Linked DNA regions of Homo sapiens: all the other regions are linked to region 4. Evidence: chromatin loops called from intact Hi-C (ENCODE). Cell type or tissue: heart right ventricle. All regions are shown on one strand. Region 1 has its middle 36 kb from the start of SLC8A1. Region 2 overlaps SLC8A1 (solute carrier family 8 member A1). Region 3 has its middle 3.7 kb from the start of SLC8A1-AS1. Region 4 overlaps LOC101929667 (a long non-coding RNA gene). Region 5 overlaps SLC8A1 (solute carrier family 8 member A1). Region 6 overlaps SLC8A1-AS1 (SLC8A1 antisense RNA 1).

The links. Peaks named below come from ENCODE experiments on the same cell type or tissue, not always from the same donor. Only the 100,000 strongest peaks of a DNase experiment are listed, where the experiment ranks them.
Region 1: it touches region 4 in a loop (2.4-fold over the local background); 7 of 110 quality-filtered maps call a loop at or near these places.
Region 2: a loop joins it to region 4, with 2.7 times the contacts of the local background. A loop is called at or near these places in 25 of 110 quality-filtered maps.
Region 3: it touches region 4 in a loop (20-fold over the local background); 79 of 110 quality-filtered maps call a loop at or near these places.
Region 5: a loop joins it to region 4, with 4 times the contacts of the local background. A loop is called at or near these places in 24 of 110 quality-filtered maps.
Region 6: a loop joins it to region 4, with 10 times the contacts of the local background. A loop is called at or near these places in 78 of 110 quality-filtered maps.

The regions. Positions count from the first base shown.
Region 1 is chr2:40,486,156-40,490,155 of GRCh38, forward strand. It overlaps a transcript of SLC8A1 not described here. Among named protein-coding and RNA genes, the nearest start is that of SLC8A1, 36 kb to the left of the region's middle. In heart right ventricle, CTCF peaks have their summits at 2,020 and 2,221; a DNase peak (open chromatin) is centred at 1,615; H3K4me3 peaks cover 2,346 bases; H3K27ac peaks cover 3,847 bases.
Region 2 is chr2:40,243,199-40,247,198 of GRCh38, forward strand. All of the region lies in intron 2 of SLC8A1 (solute carrier family 8 member A1), which reads right to left. All of the region lies in intron 3 of SLC8A1-AS1 (SLC8A1 antisense RNA 1), which reads left to right. Among named protein-coding and RNA genes, the nearest start is that of SLC8A1, 210 kb to the right of the region's middle. In heart right ventricle, CTCF peaks have their summits at 1,576 (motif pointing right) and 1,776; a DNase peak (open chromatin) is centred at 1,593; H3K27ac peaks cover 3,194 bases.
Region 3 is chr2:39,911,977-39,915,976 of GRCh38, forward strand. No RefSeq gene overlaps it. Among named protein-coding and RNA genes, the nearest start is that of SLC8A1-AS1, 3.7 kb to the right of the region's middle. In heart right ventricle, a CTCF peak has its summit at 1,787 (motif pointing right); no DNase peak of the experiment used is centred here.
Region 4 is chr2:40,552,565-40,556,564 of GRCh38, forward strand. All of the region lies in intron 4 of LOC101929667 (a long non-coding RNA gene), which reads left to right. Among named protein-coding and RNA genes, the nearest start is that of SLC8A1, 100 kb to the left of the region's middle. In heart right ventricle, CTCF peaks have their summits at 2,335 (motif pointing left) and 2,546; a DNase peak (open chromatin) is centred at 2,317; H3K27ac peaks cover 1,639 bases.
Region 5 is chr2:40,211,616-40,215,615 of GRCh38, forward strand. All of the region lies in intron 2 of SLC8A1 (solute carrier family 8 member A1), which reads right to left. The region is part of intron 3 of SLC8A1-AS1 (SLC8A1 antisense RNA 1); the gene reads left to right. Among named protein-coding and RNA genes, the nearest start is that of SLC8A1, 240 kb to the right of the region's middle. In heart right ventricle, a CTCF peak has its summit at 1,724 (motif pointing right); no DNase peak of the experiment used is centred here; H3K27ac peaks cover 891 bases.
Region 6 is chr2:39,918,642-39,922,641 of GRCh38, forward strand. The region is part of intron 1 of SLC8A1-AS1 (SLC8A1 antisense RNA 1); the gene reads left to right. Among named protein-coding and RNA genes, the nearest start is that of SLC8A1-AS1, 3.0 kb to the left of the region's middle. RefSeq lists an enhancer at 1,860-2,519. In heart right ventricle, no CTCF peak of the experiment used is centred here; no DNase peak of the experiment used is centred here.

The sequences.
Region 1 (4,000 bases), 66 kb before region 4:
CGCCTTGTGAAAAAGGTGCCTTGCTTCCCTTTTGCCTTCTGCCATGATTGTAAATTTCCTGAGGTCTCCCCAGCTATGCTGTACCTCTTCCCTTTATAAATTACCTAGTCTCTGATATGTCTTTATTAGCAGCATGAGAACAGACTAATACATGATTAATGTCTTCTGAAAAAATACACTTATGATACAAAAGAAATAATATGCTGTGAAAGAGAGTACTGATATCCTCTGCTTCAGTATGAATATCAAACACAGTAGAACTTATTTCAGCATGCCCTTGGATCTGGATGCTTAATCAGATCAAGTACCCTGAAACACAATTCTGCCATTAGGCAATAAGATATATTCCTCTTTCTAACAAATAATTTTCATACTCCATAGTGTGTTTTATAAACATGACACTCTGTATTTGATTTTTAAAATTGTTACATTTTTTAAAACACACAGATAATATATCAATGAATACAAGTTAGAAAGAATGGGTAGAAAAAGGGAAAATATGTCTAACCACACCATGTTAATGAGGTTTCCTATTAGTAGTATCTTAATATGTTTTTTTTAATTTCTTTTTTTTTTTATTATTATACTTTAAGTTCTAGGGTACATGTGCACAATGTGCAGGTTTGTTACATATGCATACATGTGCCATGTTGGTGTGCTGCACCTGTTAACTCGTCATTTACATTAGGTATATCTCCTAATGCTATCCCTCCCCCCTCCCCCCACCCCTTTGTAGAGACATGGATGAAGCTGGAAACCATCACTCTGAGCAAACTATTGCAAGGACAGAAAATCAAACACTGCATGGTCTCACTCATAGGTGGGAACTGAACAATGAGAACACTTGGGCACAGGGCGGGGAACATCACACACCGGGGCTTAATATGTTTTTATGTAATACTGCCTTTAATAAAGTTGCATCGAATCCCTTTTGAGCAGAAGTTGGTATTGTTTAAATGTCCACTTCATTTTTCAATTATTCAGTCTATAATATGTATGTATAGGAAATGTGCCTGATTACCAAGTCAGCAGTGGTGAAAATCATACTGTTAGGCCTTCCTGAGGAGGTAGCATGTGAGGTAAAATCGGTAAGATGTAGAAATCCATACTTTGCTGATTTACTATTACTTAGATTTTTCTCCTTAATATTTGACATTTTAACACTTTTGGTATCTAATGTGCATTTTTCCTAACAATTCTAGAATTGTATGTTACAGAAGACAGATGATTGAGAGGAATATTTCACATCTCTTGTTCTCTTTTTTAAAAATTCTACAATTAAGACAGAGTCTAATTGGATTTCCTTTATGAAACCACTGTCTCAGAGCTCTTAACTGTCTTCTTAAAAACTGCTTTTGTGAAAGCAATTTTATCAAAGTGGCATATAAAACCTTTACTAATCCTATAGTTTTGGAAAAGATATTTGGATATATTAACACAGTAGTCGGGGGAAAAATAGTGAATTCCTACTCAACAGAGAAACAGCAGCTCTACCAAGATACTTCCTTAAGAATAACCAAAACTGTCTACTCCCACTACTTTAGTGTTCACTGTGACTCCAAGAGAGGGGAACAGGAGTGAAAGAAGCCCATTGCGGAACCTGCTCACTCAGACTGGTTTTCTCACTGCTGCTGAAAAGGCCAAGCTGGGTTGCATACTTGAGAGAACTTAATGGTCAGTCATGGCATTGAAACAGACACATGCTTAATCACTTTTTCATGCTCCAGTAAGTAAATTGTTCATGGACAGATAACACCATTTAATCTCTGATACCACTTCATGGAAAAACGATACTACCAGCCACAGGGAAAGAGAATTTTAAAAATAATCATAAGTGGGGTTAAAAAGTTTAAAGCCAGCTGACTGAATATCTGGCTTTGAGTTTAGCATTAACTTTCAGATAGAAATGAGTATCTGAGTAAAAGTTTACCCTTTTAGAAGCAAGAGCTACTAAAAGGTGGATAGACAGAATACTAAAAGTCTTTGTCCATGTGTGAAATTTCACAAGATGAGATAAACTGCCAGTCCAGCTTTTTCTATAACCACAAGGGGGACACCTTCTGTAGACAGAAAAAAAAAAAAAAGACTGAAACAAAAGTAAAGGATTTTAATGAATAATCCTCCTCTCCCCTCCTGCTAGCTCACCAAGGAAGCTAGTGAAAGACTATAAATGACAGGGAATTACCGTGCCATAGAATTTGGGAGATTCAGGCCCATTCGTATTCTCTCATCTTATTTCACAGATGTGCAGGCAGACCCTCTTGAAACATGATTCCCAAGCTACCCACTTTCTAGTTTGTGTGTGTGTGTGTGTGTGTGCACGCATGTGTGTATTTTAAGCCCATTTAGCACGTGGAGAAAATGAACATGTTCCCTTTTAACTGTTAAAAGGGAAGTCTCATATGACAGTGTGCTTTTGAGCAAAACCAACTCCATGTGTGTTTAAGTGACCAAAGAGTTGGGGGGAGAAAAAGAAAAACAGACATTTTTGTACTAAGCCACGAATCTCCTAATTCTTCCCACCTGAAATCGTCTTGGATTTTAAAGGTTATTTAAATTCACATGAGTTCTTTCTTTGTGCCGTGTTAATATTATATGCAATTTGATTTCTTTGCTTGTCTGAGATTTTTCAGGACTGTGTTTATGTCTTATAATTCTTAATATCTTTATTGAAATAGTTCAGTAGGAGTGAAGAGAGCATATGAAATGCTCTGTGACTGATGTCCATCTTCAGAGAGAGAGACTTACACTGCTACATGAAACTACATACCTGGGACAGAGGAAATTATGTTGGATTTGGAAGTAGAATATCTGTTTCAGAGTCCCACAAGATAATCCTAACTATAGCAACAATCATACTCTAACGATAAGAACTGTCATTGATTGAGTGCTTATTCTGTGTCGGGAACAGCATTAACTACTTTACCAACATTCTGTCATGTAACTGTTGCATCAACCCAAGGAGGCTGTCTGAGTTTCTGTTTTACAGATAGCACAGTGAAGCTTACAGAACAAGAGAAACCTGCCTAAGGTGACACATCGCTAGCAATTTATAAGAGAAACATAATTAATAATCAAGTCTGTCTGCTCCATTTCACAATCTGTAAAACAAAGGTATAATCTACCTCAAATTTTGCCAGGCTTAAATGGGATTACACGAGCCCCGTAAACCAAAAAGCATACGTGCAAACACATGTATTAAGGTGAACATGCCATATAGACGAGGTACAATATCAAAAATAGACTCCACACAAAGCAGGGTGCAAGGCAGAAAAAAGAGAAAGGAACTTTTCTTCCCATGGTCACGGTCTGTGCCTTTTCACCCACCGAAAAGTCTGTTCTCACTTTTCTGACATTCAATGTTACTCACTAGAGATACCAACGCAGTTCTTCCCAGCTGGTGTAACGGGACTGTGACATACTATTAGAAGGGGAGTAGAGTAGAGTTTCACTTTCACTTTGGGATTAGAACACTTTAGTTGGAGAAGGAGAGAAGATAGCAGAAAGCTTGAAGACAAAAGAACAGGCCCACTCAGCTCTCTCCCTTGATAGAGATTTGGTACTTAACCTTGAGGCTTCAGCTCCATCGAGAACCATTAAGTGGCTTCTTGACCACATTCCCTGGGGTTAGTCTCTGAGCATGGGAAAGGATCAGAAGGTTTGCTGCCACAGGAACAATCCCCAAACTTTAGCCAATAAAACACTTTTCTAAATCCCCCCAAGCCAAAACAGTGTCCCCTTATTAAGAAGCCATTAGTCAGATTTTACAACCTGATATGAAGACAGGCAGCCCCCTTACATTCACTTGATGATACACTGCTAACATTTTTACATTGTGTCACTAAATCTGTGTTAAACAAGCACCAAAAACTATCTTTTCCCTCTCCGATCAAAAAACACTCCTGACAATTTCAATGACATTAAGCATATGTAAGATTTTCTTCCACCATGAAACTAGTGAAATTGCGTGGATATCTTACTTATTTTCAAGGAAGCTATG
Region 2 (4,000 bases), 310 kb before region 4:
ATTCATGAAAATAAAGGCCAGGCGTGTAATCCCAGCACTCTGGGAGGCCAAAGTGGGTGGATTGCTTGAGCCTCAGGAGTTCAAGACCAGCCTGGGCAACATGATAAAACCCTGCCTCTACCAAAAATACAAATAAATAAATAAACTGGGCATGGTAGTGTCTGCGGTCCCACCTACTTGAGAGCTGAGATGGGAGGATCACTTGAGCCTAGGAGGTAGATGTTATAGTGACCAAGATCACCCCACTGTACTCCAACCTTGGTGACAAAGTGAGACCCTGTCTCAAAAAAGAGAAAAAGAAAAGAAAGATTTCTCAAGTCTAAGTTCAGTATTTAAGAAAAAATAAAAAGTAACATCATGGCTTTGAGCTTGATTTTACCTCTGTTTTAGACTAAGAAGTCTATTCAAATGGAGCCTATGGCCCTGTAACCTGGCTCTGGGAAAATGAACAAAGGAATGCAACATCACATCAGCACTGTGTATTTTTGGAAGGGTATTGCATTTTTCCTTTGTGGTGGATTGGTCCGTGCACTTGAAAATACATTCACAGTGGGAAGGCACCAACTCTGCTGCACATTTATAGTTGAATCTATTTTTTTTCCTGACAAATATTCAAGTGGGGGAGGAATTCCATGTGAATGCTCTAGTGCCTCCTTCCCTCTGATGAGTCTAAGTGCTAGATAAACAAACATTATTTCTAAAACCTCAAGGGGAATACTTGAAACTGGAGCAACGTAAGAGGAAAAGTGGGCAGAATGGATAGCTTCTAGGGAGACTGTGACATTTCTGAGTAATTACTGAGGGGTCTAGGGTCTGGGGGACAACGCTCCCATCAGCAGCCCTTTTGTTATTAAAAAAAATGAACATCTGAGCAATTTAATGGAAAGTGCTGTGAAAACACAGCTGCAAGCCTTACATTCTTACCAGATCACCTCCTCTAAGCTTTCCTATGTAGAAATTTTGAAGCTTTCCTGGTATCTCCTCACTAGGGGGTTAGGAAGTAAGTAAATACACTGCACTCTTGGTTTAGTGGTGGGAGATACATTAGGAAAGCGTCAGTGCACATGAAGAGACCCACAGGCTAACAGCCATCATTTACTGAGCATCTACTACGTGAGTCTCCTTCTGAGCGTTTCCACATCTATTATCTCTTTAAATTTCCCAACAACACTAAGGTAATGACAGCCTTTCCTGCTGACCTATGAAGGCCAGGCTGGGAGTTGTCCGATGACTTTTCCTGTATAATGTCACCCCAGGGGAAGACGTTACTCTGATTTTTCCACCTCATGTTTTTCCCTGGCAGTTGCTGTGAGAGAATGTTGTTTTTGGAGCTGAGTAGGCAAGTGGTGTGCATGATATGAAAAACCAAAAAAAAAAAAAAAAAAAAAATGCACCAAACCCCACAAACTTTCTGACAGAAAGCACTCGTCAATTTTAGCCTGTCTATGCAATGATCGAGGCCTTTTCCTACTGCTGGATATTTCTAAGTGAGAAGATCCTACCTCAGTTTTCAGCTGGGCTTTAGCTCTGCAAGAAGTGCTGCCCCAGTCAGCCTTGGGGAGATCAGTAGAGGATTAGTTAGCAGAGCAGCCACTGGAGGGCACTCCTGAAATCTAGAGGCTTCTTCCTCCCGAGGAAAGGGTTGCTGGAGTCCCTGCCTGAGACTGTGGGTTTAACAAAGAGAAGGAATGTCTGGGGGATAAGTCCCAGTGCACTCATTCTCTGGAAAAGGTCTGCTGTACATATTTGCCAAGTGATAAGGAACCTAGGAAATCAAAAACCATTTGACAATTTACAGTGTTCAAAGGTAGCTTCCTGACTCTTGAGTTACATAAATGGCTATGTTAAAAATAGGCAGCCAATATAATTGAGCAACCTTAAATGGCCTAGGATATGTACCATATGTGATAGCCATGAAAATAATCAAAAGAATAATTCAGTATAAATTAGGAATCATTCCCACTCCAGTGGACTCAGTCTTATGGAAGTGGCACATAGGAGAAACTTGGGATTCTGTGATTTGTGCTGTTCATGTACAGGTCTCTCTCTCCCTAGTGAAACTCAGCTCTTTAGTTTGGGAGCCTATACCGGATCTCTCTGATATCCCTCTCCAGCTCTAAACATATACTACGTAGTCACACTGATTGTCCGTTAAATACATTCAAGTCGTTATTTTCCTTATGACAAAATTCACAGTGAAAGGCCACGTGTCCACCAGAAGAATAAGGTGCAAATCTAAAGTGGGTTAGTGGCATTTTCTCAGGACAGAGTGCATGGGAGGACAACATAGCAATCCTGGAAGTTGACAGGGTAAAACTTTTGGACACTCTGACTCTGTGCTGTATGTACCTGTTTGCTTCTGCTTTGAAAATAACTAGTAATATACAAGATCCACTTGAACCACTGAATTTAGCAAAATCAGGCCAAACCAGACGTCTTTGCATTAATATTGTCATTTTGTTTTATATTACTTAAAAAGTCAAACTTTTTTTTTTTTAATCATTCCTTCTCTTGACTATCTGCTGCTCTCCTGTGATGTATATTGTGAAAAACACATTTTAAAACCAAGACAGATATCTCAAGATAGACATCATGTTCAGTTTCTAAGCTACAATTAAATCTCGTAGAATGGTAAGAGGTTTATATCAGACTGTTGACTGCTTTATATACATTACTTTCATTCGAGACTCATTTCATGGATGAGGAAACTGATGTTTACATAAGTCAAGGAACTTGACCAAGGTTACATAGTTATAAGAAGCTGAGCTAGGACCCTACAGGTCCATCTCAGAGACCTATGATGTTAATCATTATGCCATATGACCTGTCTTAGACTAGTTTAAGAAATAGCTTCTCAATTAACCTCTCTTCTTTTAAAAGTGTTCATAGGTTTTAATTCCTTTTTTTTCTGCTTAGGCAATACTTAATTTTTAAACTGTGCACATAGAAGATGAAATGGAAAAATGTATTCCAGATGTAGGTTTTATAGTTGCACATCTTGGATATGGTTGGTTACACATACACTACAAGCATGTGGTACACATCTATCTCATTTTTACTTTAGAAATACATTCTCAACAGGGGAAACTTGAAATACGCAAACTGTGGTCCTGATTCCACTTCAAAACGTCTGCTTTTATTGGGTTTACCCTGCAATCATGCAACTTTTGGCCAGAGTCAAATAGGGCAACTAAATTTTTTTCTTGAGTTTTACTTGGTATGGTTCACTGTAAATGCTTCCAACTAGTCCTAAAGACAGACTTTGTTCATTTGTTCTTCTATGAGTTTTATTCAGCAGAACCTTGGATAACAGCAGCTTAGCCAAACACTGTGGGGTAATCACTCTGCTCAGGACTGATTCCTGTGCAGTCAGTTCTTCTGCACATCTTGCCTTCAAGGTCTGCCAGCTGAATGCACTGTGTTTCCAACATTGCCCTCCAAACAGACCTTTCATAAGGAAAAGTCACTGCTACTTCATTAATTCCAGAAGATGGATGGTGAAGTCATATTGCTTTGATATGCTTTCAGACTCAGGCTGTTCATGGGAAGCTAGAACTCTCTGAAACAGAAAAGTTTTTAAATTCTGGCTACTTTTTCATAGGATTCTATTATGACACCTCAGAGGAATTTTTTTTATTTAAGTCTGTCATTTTAAAGGAAAATGGTTAGATGTGACTAGGGCTGTGAAAACACAGTAGCTACCAGTGCCTGGCAAAGTTTGTACTCTAACATATTTCTGCTAAAAAAAAAAAGAATATTTTCCATTATTGCCTTGGATTCTTTCATCTTTTCTTACATGTTAAGAAACTTAATATCTGAAGAGTGAGAAATAGCCATTTTAGTGTGAAATCATGCTGGGGTGGAAAGGCCAGCATATTTCTTATAGATTAGTATTATAGGAGAGTTTGGCCATTTTCCTGGGCAGAAGCAAGGAGTTGGCACCTTGGAATCAACTCTTAGCCATCTGAAGGCTTTGAGCCTTGGTGAGTTTTCCAACCAC
Region 3 (4,000 bases), 640 kb before region 4:
ATGCAGCCAAGTTTGAAACTCCATGTGTTTTAAGGTCAGTCCCTGAGACTGACTAGGAGATTTGTGATGACTGTGGGCTTGGGAGTAAGATGGTTCTAACTCCTGTTTGGCTGCTTAGGAGTTGTATGATTACGGACAGGTTACTGCCCTTCTCTAAACCTCAAATGATACTGAAAACATGTATTTGTGGGTAAAATAAAATAACCCAAGAAATGTTCCAGCACACTGCCTGGACCTACCAAGTAGTGCCTGGTGGTAGTAATACTTTGTTTCTCAAGCTCATTCTCTGCACAGATTTTCGGTTGCTTCTTGAAACTTTTAAGCATGTGATCTGCTGCCCCTGAGTGAAAGCAAGAGGCTACTATTGGCTCCTAAGTCTCTTTTGAATCATAATGTTATGCCATTTTTATTTGGGACGTGTATTTCTATAAGTGGTTCACAATATTTAGCAATGGAAACAATGGCTTATCTTGGGAGTAACCCAAGCCACTTGGTAATGAGAATAGTTATTTGATGATTTGATAGTTAATATTGGTGTTCTGGAAATGGCCATGTACATATGTTTATAGATGTGTGTTTTCTGTTTTTTGTTTTTTTGGGTAGATGTCACCCTTTCCCCTTATAGCTTGTTTACTTTCCTCACACAGGTGTAGGCAGGCAGCAGCGTTGTTTGAATTAGTCTTTTAAGTGAGTGTTTAATGAAGATGAGTAATTGCTTGCAGCTGCATGTATCTGTAGGGATTTGATTTTCTTCTAGTAGAGAACAAGGTGATTTTCCAGACAACTTTGGAAAGTGTGATCTTGGTTGTCCCCACATACTTGAGAGTGACTGCCTCTTGCACCAAAATGCCATGAAACTTCCTGCTTCCCTCCAGAAGACACCATCCTAGCTGGGGTATAGGCAGCTCATTTTATCTTAGAGAAGGTTTCCCCCTTCAATATAAAAGGTAATCAATGTGGTTTCAAGTGAAGATTATAAACATGAATGGCTCCTTGAGGGTGTGGCACTATGGCCTGATGAATCCTAGATTTGTTTCCACTTTCCCCCTAATTAAGACTGAAGTTTGAACTGCTGGCATGGTTGAAAGTAGATTCTGAGATTTTTTCACTTAGAAACAGGATTTTCTAGAGTCGATCTATGCAGAGACCTTGTAGGGGAAAGAACAGGATTGGCACCAAACATTGGGGTTTAGAAGTCATAAGTAGGACCTAAGAGAGGCAACCAAGGAACCACAGAGTTGAGTGACTGGACTAAGACCCTTAACCAGTGGCAGGGCTGGATTCTAAGTGTGTATCTGAGTTCCTCCAAAGCGTATTCTTTACTTCATACAATTCCCTGAATATCCTCACCTGTGAGGAGGCAGAATCCTTTCATCCCTCAATGGCAATGGAAATGCATGTACGCATCTTACACAATGGGTGTGTTCTTGAAGAGTGGTGAGAAAAATTGCTTTTATAAATCAAATCACATACCATGTTTACAAGGAATATTAATATTTAAAAGGAATTCAATCTTAAATCTTTTTTGAATTCTTGGTAAATGTAGATGTTATTCAAAGTGAGGCTTCGGTGTAGTCATAATCATTAAACTGCTAGCAAATGTTATTCTAATATATTAGTCCATGATACCATAAGATGGATTAATTTTTATTACAAAGTACGATTCTTGATTTTTTTTTTTGGTGAAGTTGTGTTTGATGAGGAAGTGCTATCAAATTACAAAAGGAGAATTGACCAAGCAGGAGAGTTGAGCTCTATCAAGCCAGCTACTTGTTTTATCCACTAGAGGGTAGCATTGGCATTGGAATGACACGTAGACATTTACAGTTTTTCAAATTGAAAGAGCTGCCTGTGAAATGCAGACTATTGCCAAATCTACAATATATTAAATGATTTGATAAACAATTTGATATGACGGAAAACACCACATGATTGTAATTGGATTCTTCTGTATTACTGGGCGATGTACACCCTGAAGGACATTCTTAAGGCCCACTACCTGTGTCTTGTGGGGGTGGTTACTTTGGGCCTCAAGCCAACCATGTGCCATTTGGGACTAAGACCTTTCCTTCTCACCTTTCCAGCTCAATTCCTGCTTTACTTCTCCATTTGCAAATTGTCAGCATGCTGGAGAATCTCAGTGTGAATTACCTTCCCTTTCCTTCAACCTAAAGCCGTACTTACCATAGAAGTTGATTCTTTTAATGAGTCTCTTGAGGAATTCAACACTTGTGACAGGCATTTCTGCTTATCCTCACTAGAATGCTGTGAGGGGCCTGAGGACTGCCGTCCTCATGCCTTTTAACATAGAAAGACAAAGTCCTCATGTCATTTCACATCACCCTTCTGCTTGGTAGTGGAGCCAGGGCTGGATTCTGGTTGTGTTTTGTCTAACTCATCATTGACTGAGTGGTTTCCAGTGCTTAGCAGGGACTTCCTAGGTGTATGACACTTTTTTTTTTTTTTTTTAACTTAGCCCCTCATCCACCACATTGCTACTAGCAGTAACTACAAAACCACCAGACTACAGTAGTAGGTCCGTATACAGAACAAGATATTTAAAAGAGGTTGTTTTATCCAAGAAAGAAGTATTTTTGTTGTTCAAAATATTAATCTGTGAGAGGCACTAACATTCAGACCACAGCAGGCAGCAAACAATGAGCTTGTCTTGGAACTCACAGTTCTCCACCTGGCCTGGTAGCTGTACTACAAACATAGTATGTTCTTAATCGCTTTATGTTCTTTTTTGCATTTTTAGAATTTTTTTGATAGATAATATTTGTATGTTTTGAGATTCATGTGATATTTTGTTACATGCAGAGTGTTGTAATGATCAAACCAGGGTATTAGGATATCCATCACCCCAAATATTTATCATTTCTATGTGTTGGGAACATTTCAAGTCCTCGCTTCTAGCTATTTTGAAATATACCGTATGTTGTTAACTATAGTCACTCTACTCTGCTGTTGAATATAACTTTTTCCTTTTACCTGTATGTTTGTACCCATTAACTAACCTCTCTTCTTTCCCCTATCCCCAACACAGATCCTTCCCAGGATCTGCTATCTATCATTGTACTCTACCTCCATGAGATCAACTTTTTAAAGCTCCTACATGAGAACATGGGATATTTGTCTTTCTGTGCCTGGCTTATTTCACTTAACGTAATTATGTCCACTTCCATCCATGTTGCTGCAAATGACATGATTTCATTCTTTCTAATGGCCCAGTGGTACTCCATTGTGTATATATATATACCACATTTTCTTTATCCATTCATCTGATAATACTTAAGTTGATTTCATAGCTTTGCTATTGTGAATGGTGCTGCAATAAACACGGGGGCCACAGGTATCCCTTTGAAATAATGATTTCCTTTCCTTTGGCTAAATAGCCAGTAGTGGTATTGCTGGATCATAAGATAGTTCCATTTTTACTTTTTTGGAGAAATCTTCATTTTTTTTTTATAGTGGCTGTACTAATTTACGTTCCTACTAATAGTGTCTAAGAGTTCCCTTTTCTCCACATCTTCACCGGCAACTGCTATTTTTTTTGCCTTGTTTCTAATAGTACTTCTAACTGGGGTAAGATGATATTTCATTGTGGTTTTGATTTCATCTACCTGATGATTAGTGATGTTGAGTATTTTTTCATATACCTGTTGACCCATTTACCTGTTGTATGTCTTCTTTTGAGAAATGTCTATGACATTTACTCACTTTTTTATGAGATTATTTGTTTTGCTGTTGAGTTTACTTTAATGTCTACTGATTACTAAGTCCCTTGTCAGATGAATAATTTGCAAATATTTTCTCCCATTCAACAGATGTCTGTTCACTCTATTGATTTCTAGTGTATGCAGAAGTTTTCCAGTTTATTTATTTTTTAGAGACAGTCTTGCTCTGTTACCCAGGCTGGAGTGCAGTCGCATGAATGTAGTTCACTGCAGCCTCCAACTCCTGGGTTCAAGTGATCCTCCCTCCTCAACCTCCCAAAGTG
Region 4 (4,000 bases):
CAATGCTAATGGGCATCTATTGTAATACCAGCTGATTCTACCATGTTCACTTTAATTTTTGGTTCAACAATCATTTTTCAAATGGCTTCGATATTTGTATGATTCCCAGCTATTCTAGATGATCACAGCGTAACTTAGCTTTTGATTTAAATGTCATACATGAGGAATACTTGCAAAGTATTAATTGGTTAAATTTTAGTGGTTATTTTTCAATAACCATTAATTCATTATCTTTTTTGTTATGGATAGTTCACCTATAATATTCTCAGTGAAGACCATATCCTATTAATTAATTTAGCTTTCTAAAAACATTATTGATCTGGAATTCCAGGGAAGAAAATTTTGTGAAAGAGATGTCTTATCATTTTAAAAGCCTTTCTTCAGTCTCCATTGTCCAAAAGCAAAGTTATATTGGAGAACAAATTGTACAGTAAATGTTTTCATGTTTTCCTTGTGATCTAACATGTATAAATTTAAAACTCACACACAAACATTATGCACTACAGATGATTAAAAATAAAGAGTCTAGAGAATAATGTGTGATCTTACTTTCTTTAGTGTATGTATTTGTGTCAATACCACTGGCTGAGCGGTATACAATTTCACTTTCCTTTAGCTCCACAGTAAACTCAAGATCATTTCTAGGTGCTTCTCAGCTTTTCCAGCTCGTGTGGAGCTATAGAAGGGAGGGTAGAATGTTTCTGCTTCAACAGGGATTTTTCCCAATCCACACTGAATGAAATATCCATGTGTCTAATAGTTCATTTATTAATCTTTGTTCTGAGTTCTTTTTACAACTAGAATTTTTAGTTCCTCAGCACAGTCCAGCAAGTCTCATTTCTAATGAAATAAACCTTAACTAAATGCATTTGACTTTCTGTCAGGTAAAAGTTAAGAACACGAAGTTAGTCCTAGACTCTTCTCAAGGAGCCTTCAGACCACTGAGTGAGAAGGATATAAATGATCAATTTCATTAAAGCACAGTAAGTGCCATAATAACACAGAAGAGGAAAAGACACATGCTGCTTAGAAGAGTAATAAAAGAACACCCCCAAAATTACACACGATTTCAGCTTTGAAAGATAATTAGCAGTTAGCTAGGAAAAGAAAATGGTGACTGTATGCAAAGACACACTGGCAGATTCAGAGATCATGTGGAATTCAGAGTGGTTAGATCAGGACATTTATCAAGAAGCGGTGGGTGGAGGGAGGATTCTGAAAAGTTTAATGAAAGTCTGATCTTGAAGGTTTTTATTCTCTAAGGACTTTGGACTTGATTCTGTCGGTAATAAGGCAGTAAAAGGAAATTTAAAGCAGAAGTGATTTGTGAATATCTGTTTTTTATGAAGTTATTTTTAGCATATGAGGATTAATTAGGAATCAGTAGCAGGTAAAGGAGTACGAAAAAAGAGATGTTCCTAGCCTTGGAGAGAAGATGGAGAAGAGGATTAATGCTTGCCAGATGTTCATGAAATGTATTTGACAGGGCTTGCTATTGGTTGGGCTTAAATTGTGAAGGGGTTTGCTTAGGAGGTTAACTTTGAAGTACCTGAAATCACTAGGGGTAATTAACAAATCACTATAAATTCATGCTTGGCGTTTGAGAGAGAGTTGAAGTAACACTGATATACTAGACAAAGTGCAGAGTGGTTAGAATGAAAATATAAATTAACCAAAGGCAAAAGTGCAATGGCAGGGTTTTCATTGTCAGATTGTAGAAGGTGCTATCTTTAGTAGAATTCTCCACTTTCGCAGTTTAGTAGGATTTCTACAGGTTCAACTGAATGAATTATCTTCTGACTCATCCAATATAAATTATATTTTACATGCCCTTTGAATCTCTGAGAAGTGGCTTAATTGGTAGTATATTATCCTTTTTTATTTTTAAAGACATCGAGGTATTAGAACAGTAGTGATATGTTTCTTCATAATAATAACAGTAGTGATTACTAATTACCTTGAAATGTTAACTAGAAGTACAATGCTAAGGGTTATATTTACAGTTCTATAAAGTAAGAACAATTCATAGCCTTATTTTATTACAGATGAAGAAAATGAAGCTTGGAGAGTTCCAAAACTAGGATTCAACTTTGGGTTTCACGTCTCCAAGATCTCATGCTCTACACCAGCGGTTTTGAAATGTTACTGATGCCTAGATCCACCTAGAGATTTTGGCTTAATTGCCGTGAGTGAAACTCAGTCCTAAAAGCTCCCCTGATAATTCTAATTACAGCCAGACACGCAAACCACCTTTTCAAACCTTATCACTTCACTGTCTTCCACTTTGGAAGATACCATCACAATCACAATCTCAATGGCTCCCCCTGGAGCTCAATGCAGATAGTGCACTATGGAGTTGCACAGTGTGGCAGCTGTGCCTAAACACATTCACCCTCTGGAAAACCCTCAAATCCAAGAGTTTGAATAAGTATAATTAATGTAAAGCCCTTCTTTATACTAAAAAAATGAGAGTCTGGAAAAATTTTCTAACTTATTAGGATTATGTAAAAGTTTTTATCATATTGTTTTTATATTTATCAAGAAAAGATATAATCAATATATTTGATTGAATACAGGTATAACCAATAAAAAATCACAGAGTGAGAATATTTTAATTTTTGAAATGGAGGGCAATGTCATGATGTGACTATTCATAGCTATTTTGTTAGAGGATGATAGAAATGATACAACCATGAAATGAGGGGGGTAGAATGAACTGCCGATCTCAAAACGTGCAGTTTTCTCACTGCTTTGGAAAACCTCTGGCTTTACTTACTCGTGTGAGGACTTCACAGAGCTCCTGGCCAACTAGAAGGGGCCAAGAACCTATCCAAAAATAACAAAATCAAGGAAGAGGTAGGACAGTGCTAGGCTGAAGGTCTAGACAGAGTCAGCTCTGTTATGGTGCTGGGAGGGTGCAGTGTGATCCTGGAGACCATGAGAAAAGTTTTATGAATGAAGGCAGTGGGAATGCAAGGAGAGCAATACAAACAGTTGTTCTTATGGAAAGAGAATGGGCATTGGAGATAGATCAGTCTACTCTCATACTTCACTAGCTGTGTGATCTTAGGTCAAATCATTAACAACTCTGAATTTCAGTTTGCTTTTCTATAAAAAGAGGTGGTAATGAACTTATAAATGTGAAAGTACCTAACCCAGAACCTTGTTACTGATTTTTTTCTCCACATTGGCTTCAGCTGAAAGACAGTGGTAGGGAAAGCAGGAAGCTCCAGGGAACAGCAAGGTGGTGGTGGTGGTAAATCAAAGAGAAGGTGAAAATGAGGTGGGCTAGAAATGGAACAGTTTCAAGAACAGACACACACAGTCAATTCCACTTGCTTGCAAACGAAAAACCACCACTGTAACGCAGCAGCCTCTTATCCATCCGGGGTTAATTCAGCTTGCCATGCTTTTGGCAGGATGGGCTGGATGCTCTGTAGGGTCCCCTCAAAAAGAGCACAGGCTACAGTCACTTCATTTTCTAATGCTGCTGCGTGAGTTTTCATTTAATTAAGAAGGCTAACCTTTAGAATGACAGTTTATTTATTTTTTCTTCCTTTAGCTAGTTTACTATGATCCTAATGCAAGCTGAAAATGTGATAGTAAAGAGGCCCAAGGTTTCACTGATAAGGCTAACGTGTTGTTTCTGTATTTACAGAAAAAATATTAATAGGCATATTTATAGATGCATAAGCCAAAATTCCTTTCAGATAAATCTGATCTTAAGTTGGTGGGAACAGTAGGAAAGGAAAGATAAGCCCTGGAGGAGTATATATCAAAAAGACATCCCATATACTAAATAACTGAGGCCCTAACAACACATGTGCTTGTAATTAGCTGTATTAAAAGCATGTAAAGTTAGATTCTTACTCAATCCTCTAAACCTCTGGATATGGAGAAGTAGCTACTTAAAGCCTCTGTTGTGCACAGTGTCTGCGGTGCTCTCTAGACAGAATGGCCAAATGAACCAGAGAGAAAGGGGAGAGTGACCCGTTATGGT
Region 5 (4,000 bases), 340 kb before region 4:
AGCAGACCCTGTGAAGTTATGGAAGTGAAATGAATGGATCCTGAAGGTATTTCAAATGGTTTGGACTATCAGGGCCAAAAAAGAACTTCTGGAAATCTGGACTTGGACAAAATCAGTCATCCTTAAGGGGCTGGATTCAGCAAAGAGGTAGATGAAAAACCCAGGTTCTAGGGTCCTCTTTTATTTCATGGGAGTGATACAGAATCCGGATCACTTTAGAAATAAAGCAAAATAATTTTTCTGAAGATGTGAACAGTGAAGTGATGTGTCTGTCACACACTAAAAACATAAAAGATGATGCATGAATAAAATAGGGAACAGCATCACTAGTTAATGCCCACATAATATCATAATTCTATACCTAATCCAAATTTGATGAACAAAATATATTTAGAGCATAAATAAAACATTTTCAATTGTTCATAATATATTCTCCAATGCACTGTATTTGTCTTGGTTTGAAAAATCCATAAAGATTTTATGTAATTTAAATAAGCAATGAAGAGAGGAAGAGGAGGAAAAGGATTTCAATATGGCCCAGAGAGAGAGACAGAGAAAGAGACATAAATCCCAGTTAATCTAAGGGAAGACTTTTAAGTCATAGTTCCTCATTCTGGCGACTTATCTGTTACTTATTTCCAGGTGCTAAACAGAAGAGATGCAATATCTTTTTTTTTTTTTTTTTTCCTGAGACAAGTCTCGCTTTGTCGACAGGCTGGAATGCAGTGGTGCGATCTTGGCTCACTGCAACCTCTGCCTCCCGGGTTCAAGCGATTCTCCTGCCTCAGCCTCCCATGTAGCTGGGACTACAGGTGTATGCCACCATACCCAGCTAATTTTTGTATTTTTAGTAGAGACGGGGCTTCGCCATGTTGGCCAGGATGGTCTGTATCTCCTGACCTTGCAACGTGTCTGTGTGGTCCTCCCAAACTCCTGGGATTACAGATGTGAGCCACCATGCCTGGCCGAGATGCAATATCTTGAAGGCATCAGGGATCCTGTTGTTTCTCTTCAGATCTATAAATCTGCTGCCTTCTGAAGGCATTAGGAGCACCTCAAAGAAAGCAAGATGGAGCATTAACAAGTGAAGACTCTTCTTCTTTTCTTTTCTTTCTTCTTGCTTGCTCTTTTCTCTTTCTGCATCAACAATTTCAAATTCTTGGGCAGAGTATTGCTTGAACTCAGAGTTCCTGTTTGTGCAACAGTGCTGCCTTCTGCTATCAGCCACATGTAGACTTAGTTGAGGAGTCCTATGTGTAGATTCATAAATTTAGGGCAACAAAGCATGTGTGTGTAGGGGGGTTGGGCAAGAGAGCTAAGGCTAAGTCAGGGCCAGAAGTTGCCTGTAAGTAGCTCTGTAAAGCACCCATGTCTGATTTGTGGAGGTGACATCATCATTAGCTGCAGATCAATACTGACCAGAATTTAAGGTACTATGCCATAGCTTTAAGTCTTCATAATTTAAAGATGACTAAGTTGTCTCTTCTCTGTAGGTCTCTACTTTGAGTTAGATGACTTCAGAAATGATCACACATTTCATGTCAAATTTCCAGGCCTCAAATTCCTGTTCCCAGTGATATGAGTACCCACAGATAATTCACTGGTAAGATCACCGAGTGACCCAGGAATGAAACCTACCATTGAAGATGTTTATTTAGAGCTGTATCCACTGTCCACAGCCAAGGGAAATAGCCTTTTCTAGACTGGATATATTTGACCAGTAGATGGAGTAAGTGGATCCCAGAACCACCAACTAACCACCCAGAACCTGCTGATCAATGCTGTTGTCTTTCAATATTCTATCAAAAAGGGACAATGCCATCACCAGCAACTAAATCTTGAGCTTAAGGTGCATCTTCGGCAGGTGAATGTCATGTGTGACAGTTGCTCATGGATGAATGAATAACCGAAAGGGGCACCAGCAGTAGCAAAGTACTAAGATACTGAGGAAACTTGGGGTACTTAACCAAAGTCCCTTCATTTCTTCACAATTATGCTTAACACCAACCAGCCCAGCATCTGACAAACAATCCCAAGGACATTTTTTCCCCCGTCATCTCAAATATTTTTTCAAAAGTGATCATTTTACTCTGTGTTTTGGTAGAAGGGGCGAAGTCCACTTTGCAGCTGGTACAACAGAAACTAGAGCTGCATCAATTCTCTCACACTGCCAAGCCTTTCTTCTGGCAGAAGCGCTGGGGATATTACACTGGGGATAATTCATCAAGCTTGCTTTGGGTGTTCCAAATTTGCAAGCTGTGGCTAATTTCCAGAGACTTCAGGGCAATAATCTCTGCTTTCCTAAAAGAAAAACAGTAACCACACCACCTTTCAATTAAATGGGTCATGGAAAATGAATAGCCACAGATGATCACAGATATTCAGAAATCCTCAGAAAACCTAAGTGTGTAGCCAGTGGTAGAAATGATGACTGTGTGGCTGAAGAAGTCCCATTTGATGAGGGCTAGGAATCTGGCATCTGCGTCTGCCTCCACATTTGTTTCTCCCCATACATTTTCCATGTATGAATATGCACACACATGCACATGTGAAGCCTCACATGTTCAAGACCAAAACATATTGCTGGATATTAACAAAAGGAATTATAGCCTCTTCAGCTATGAATCAGGTGAAGTTTTCCTCACAGTCTCTGGAGTCTGCTTTGCCCACAGAAAAGCAGACTTCCTTCCCAGGTCAGTAAGCCATGCTGGAGAGTTGCCCTCAACCCCGCAACTCTCCCCAAATATATCTGCTGTCTTTTATGCTTTCCAGGCCCCGTGTTCAGAAGTTGTTTAGCAGATCATTTCTTTGTACACTATCTTTTTTTTTTTTTTTCCTCTTTTCTGAGATGGAGTCTTACACTGTCTCCTGGGCTGGAGTGCAATGGCGCAATCTTGGCTCACTGCAACCTCCGCCTCCTAGGTTCAAGTATTCTCCTGCCTCCGCCTCCCGAGTAGCTGGGATTACAGGTGCCCAACACCACACCTGGCTAATTTTTTTTTTTTGTATTTTTAGTAGACACGGGGTTTCGCCAGGCTGGTCTCGAACTCCTGACTTCCTGATCCGCCTGCCTTGGCCTCCCAAAGTGCTGGGATTACAGGCGTGAGCCACTGCATCCGGCCTGTTTGTTTGTATATTATCTTAACTCATATAATGGATCAGTATTTTTTTGAGAATTTCCAGGCCAACATTCAGAAGAATAACATATGGTAGGCATTTTAAGCAATTAATGGATAAAGGAAGGGATATTTGAGGGCTGTCTCATCCCAAACTACCTTAGTTTTTTACTCTGGATTTTCCTTTCTATGGATATGTCAATGATTTTACCGGATCAATTCTCATGGAGCAGTGGACTAGTTTGGGATGGTCCCTACTTTCAATTTCAGGAACACTGTAAAGTCAAACAGAACCTTATGAGTTTTATATTTGCTAGTTCTTTTTGTGCTATGTATTTATTATATGTGTAATTTAATAGTTTCAATTCTTTTCTCTGCTAAAGTATTTATGAGTTGTAGCACAGAGAAAGAGCTCAATATATGCTAATTATTATTATTAATATTATTATCTTTAGAGATAGGATCTTACTCTGTCTCAGGCTGGGGTGAAGTGGTGTGTTCATGGCTCACTGCAACCTTGAACTCCTGGACTCAAGCTATCTTCCTGCTTCAGCTTTCCTAGTAGCCGGGTCTAAAGGTACACACTGCTATGCCCAACTAATTTTTTAAAAAATGTTATGTAGAGGCCGGGCGCAGTGGCTCACGCCTGTAATCCCAGCACTTTGGGAGGCCGAGGCGGGTGGATCATGAGGTCAGGAGATCGAGACCATCCTGGCTAACAAGGTGAAACCCCGTCTCTACTAAAAATACAAAAAATTAGCCGGGCACGGTGGCGGGCGCCTGTAGTCCCAGCTACTCGGGAGGCTGAGGCAGGAGAATGGCGTGAACCCGGGAAGCGGAGCTTGCAGTGAGCCGAGATTGTGCCACTGCAGTCCGCAGTCCGG
Region 6 (4,000 bases), 630 kb before region 4:
TTCATTTTATTGATTTTTTTATATTGTTTTTGGTCTCTTTTGTTTAGTTCTGTTCTAATTTTAAAATTTATTTCCTTCTACTTGTGTGTTTGGTTTTTCTTTCTCTTTTAGTTCCTTGAAGTGCATTGTTAGATGGCATATTTGAAATCTTTCTACTTTTTTGATGTAGGCATTTAGTGCTGTGTACTTCCATCTATATCCCATAGGTCTTGGTATACTGTATTTCAAGATATTTTTTGATTTGCTCAATTTCTTCATTGATCCAGTGGTCATACTGGAGCATGTTGTTTAATTTTCATGTATTTGCAGTTTCCAAAGTTTCTCTTGTTATTGCTTTTAGCTTTATTCCATTGTGGTCTGAAAAGATACTTGATGTGACTTCCATTTTTAAAAATTTGTTGAGGCTTGTTTTGTGGCCTAACATATGGTCTATCCTGGAGAATGTTCCATGTGTTGGTAAGAAGAATGTGTATTCTGCAGCTGTTGGATGAAATGTTCTATAAATGTCTGTTAGGTCATTGAATTATTCATTTCCAGAATTTCTGTTTGATTATTTTTTATGATATCTCTTTGGTAAATTTCTCATTCATATCCTAAACTGTTTTTCTGATTTCTTTGTATTATTTACCTGTGTTCTCTTGTATCTCATTGAGCTTCTTTAATTATCTTGAATTATTTTTCCAGGATTTTTGTAAGTTTTTTTCATTGTAATCTGTTGCTAGATAATTATTGTATTTCTTTGGAGGTGTCATATTTTCTTATGATTTTTGTGTCCTCACATTGATATCTGGTGCATCTGGAGTAACAGCGGCTTCTTCTAATTTTTTGGATTTGCTTTCTTGGGAGGACTTCTCCTGAAGATGTATCTATGGTGTTGGTTGGTTAGGGCACTTTGGCTTTGATTCTGGGTGCATGCAATGGTCTAGTCTCTGTATAATTTCTTTGCTTGTAAACAGTGTCAGTGGTGTCTGATTTCCTTAGTGGTTTAGGGTGCAGTCATTAGTAGAGGCTGTGGTGAAGATTTGCTGGGGATGAAGACACCAGCTGTGTCAGTCCTCATCTGCAGTGATGACAGTAGTAGGTGGAACATGCCTGTCCTTGGGCAACAGGGCAGTGCACGTGCCAGCACCAAGTGGTTCCAGGTAGGCTGATTCTTGGGCCTCCAGATGGCTTACTCAGGTGAAGACAGCAGCAGCAGCAGCAAGGGGCCAGGCAGGCTGGTGGGCCCTTGGGACCCTGGACAGCAGGCATGGTATGAGTGATGGCAGTAGTAGTGGCAGGAAAACCCTCTGCCTCCCCAGCTGTCTGTACTGGTGTTGGTGGGGGCTGTGATGTGCTGGGTGGGCCAGTCCCCAGGCCCACAGGTGGTGCATACAGGTGGGTTCCAGCTGTGATGATAGCCGCAGGCTGGGTGGGTCTATCCTTAGGCCCTTGTTAAGAGTACTCAGGTGCCAACAGTAGTGGATGGGGTGGGGCAATCCCCAGTCCACTGAACAGCATGCTTGAGCACTAGGGGGCATGGAGCCAGGCTGGATGGGTCTGTCTTTGGGGCTCCCAGTGGCGCATATGGGCAAGGGCTGTGGCGGGCAGAGCTGGGTGATCGCCAACCCCCCAGTGTAGTGCTCAGGTGATAGTGGCAGTGGTGGATGGGGAAGCCTGTCCCAGTGTGCATGCAAGTGGCTGCAGCCCTGCTGATGGGAAAGTGAGGTTGCTGTCAGTGGCAGCAGCTGTAGGCAGGCAGTTGAGGAGCTTGTGTTTTGGCCACAGGTGGGGCTGTGGGTGTGGGAGCTTGTCCTCAGTTCATATGTAAACGCACAGCAGCACCATTGCTGGGGCTGGCAGGGTTGTTGCCCACGGCTTGCTTTTCAGCCCAGTGGCAGCAGCCAGCAACGGTGGTGGCTGTAGGTAAGAATCTGTCCTCAGGGTGTGTGCAAATGTGTGTCAGCCCCACTGCCAGGAGTGATGGATTGCTGCCTGTGGCTCATGCTTCAGGCCTGATGGCAGCAGCTAGTAAGGCTGCGGGTGGAGGATGTCAGGGGGCCCCAAAGATGTGGAGATGCAAGGGCTGTTGAGCCCCGGGGCAGGATGCAGGTGGGTGGGGGTTGGGCTCTCAAAATAGTATTCTGCTTAAGCTCCTTAGGTCTGGGGCAGGTGTGGGATCCAGCCTCAGCTTTGTTTCTGGAGAAAAACTTTGTGCTGTCTCCTTGGAGCTCCCTAAGTTAATCTCAGGGCCTGGAAGGTCAAGGGCTCTCCTGTCACTGAGATCGCAGGAGTCTGTGGTGGGAATGTGGACCTTTTGGGGATCTTTCACTTACCTTTCCCTGCACTGGGCAGCCTCTCTGGGCTCCTCTCTCCTTCCTTATTTTAGGTGTTTGCTGTCACTTCTCTATTAAATTCCAGTGCCCTCTCTTAGATGATCCATTTAAAGTGTGAATATCTACTCATTTTGGTTTTTTATGGAGGAGGTGAGATGTCTCTAGTAATCCATCTTGAAGCCCCTCCCTTTACATTGTATTTCCTAACGTCCAAGGGTCTCTGTTTCCTTTTTGTTTAGAGAACTTCCTTTTGCTATTATTTTAGAGTATATCTGCTGGTATAAACAACAAAACTCCTTTACTTGTTTTCATCTGAGAGTATGTTGATTTTTTCCCCTTCATTCTTAAAGAATCTTTTTTCTGGGTATGGAATTCTGGGTTAAATTCTTTTCTTTCATCACTTACTTTTAGCCTCCATGGTTTCTGATGAAAAATCTGCTGTCATTGACATTTCCTTTTTCCTAGAATTAAGGTGTTATTTTTCTCTTGCTGCTTTCAAGATTTTTTTGTCTCTAACTTCAGAAATTTAAGTGTGATGTGTCTTGGTATTGGACTCTTGGATTTAAGTTGCAATTTACTTAGTTTTTTGAATTGGTAAATTTTAATCTTTTCTTAAATTGGTGGAGTTATGGGCTATTGCTTCAACTTCACAAGTATTTGTTGGGCACTCCTTATGTTTGACACTGTACTAGACTACGGATGATGATGAAAATTTAAAATCATGGGTTGAGATATTAAGAACTGACATGCACTTTCCACAAGAAGAAAAGGTGAAATAATGCAGGGAACATTGGGCTGTCAGTGGGAGAGCAGAGATCTACTTCTCTTGGCTCTTCTCCTACCTCTGTGACATTGGGTAAACAAATGAATCTCTCAGGATTACGCTCTGTAATATGAGGGAGTTGGATTAAGTACTCAGTTTAGCTCTACATGACTTCAGAGGAAGAAAGAGGTAAGTTTGGTTTGGTCTGGTCTGGGAAGGCTTTATAGAAGAGGCTGAATTGAAGACAGGCCTCACATGACTGTTAATTGATACTCTCTTCTTCCACCTTCAGGACACTTTAAGATAGACAAATCTGAATGAAAACACCCCAGAAGGGAGAATTATTGGCTCAGGACTAGGCTGGCACTGCTGGTAGCCAATCTTTTTTGCATGTTTGCCGGGCCTGCTGCTTGTCCACTCATTGCACCCCCACATACCCTGCCCCCTCATGCTCTTCTCCTGTCTTTTTCCAGAATGGCTTCTTCCATCTTTCCTACTTCTTCACATTCTGAAAATTCTGCAATACTTATCTTAGGGCCTTCTTCTATTACCCTGTTCTGTTTTAACTTTCTAATTATATTTCAAGCTTCTGGAGGGCACAGACCATATCTTCTACTTACTGAAGTCCTAGAAGGGACTTAAAAGATCCCTGAGAGAAGTGCTCCCCTAGCTGATTATTGGTATCACCTGGGAGCTTTTTAAGGCTCCATCTTAACATAATCAAATTTTGCTTGTGTTTGGGGGTAGGGGAAGAGTGGGTCAAGGGTGTGTGAGAATAAGCTATATTTTAGTTTTTTTTTTGTTCTTTAACACTTACTGTGCAAAACTAATATGGTACCCCCTTATATGTTTGGATTGGCATCTATTGTATACATCTTCCTTGTTCTTCATTCAACATAGGACTCTATGGTTTCTACCACTT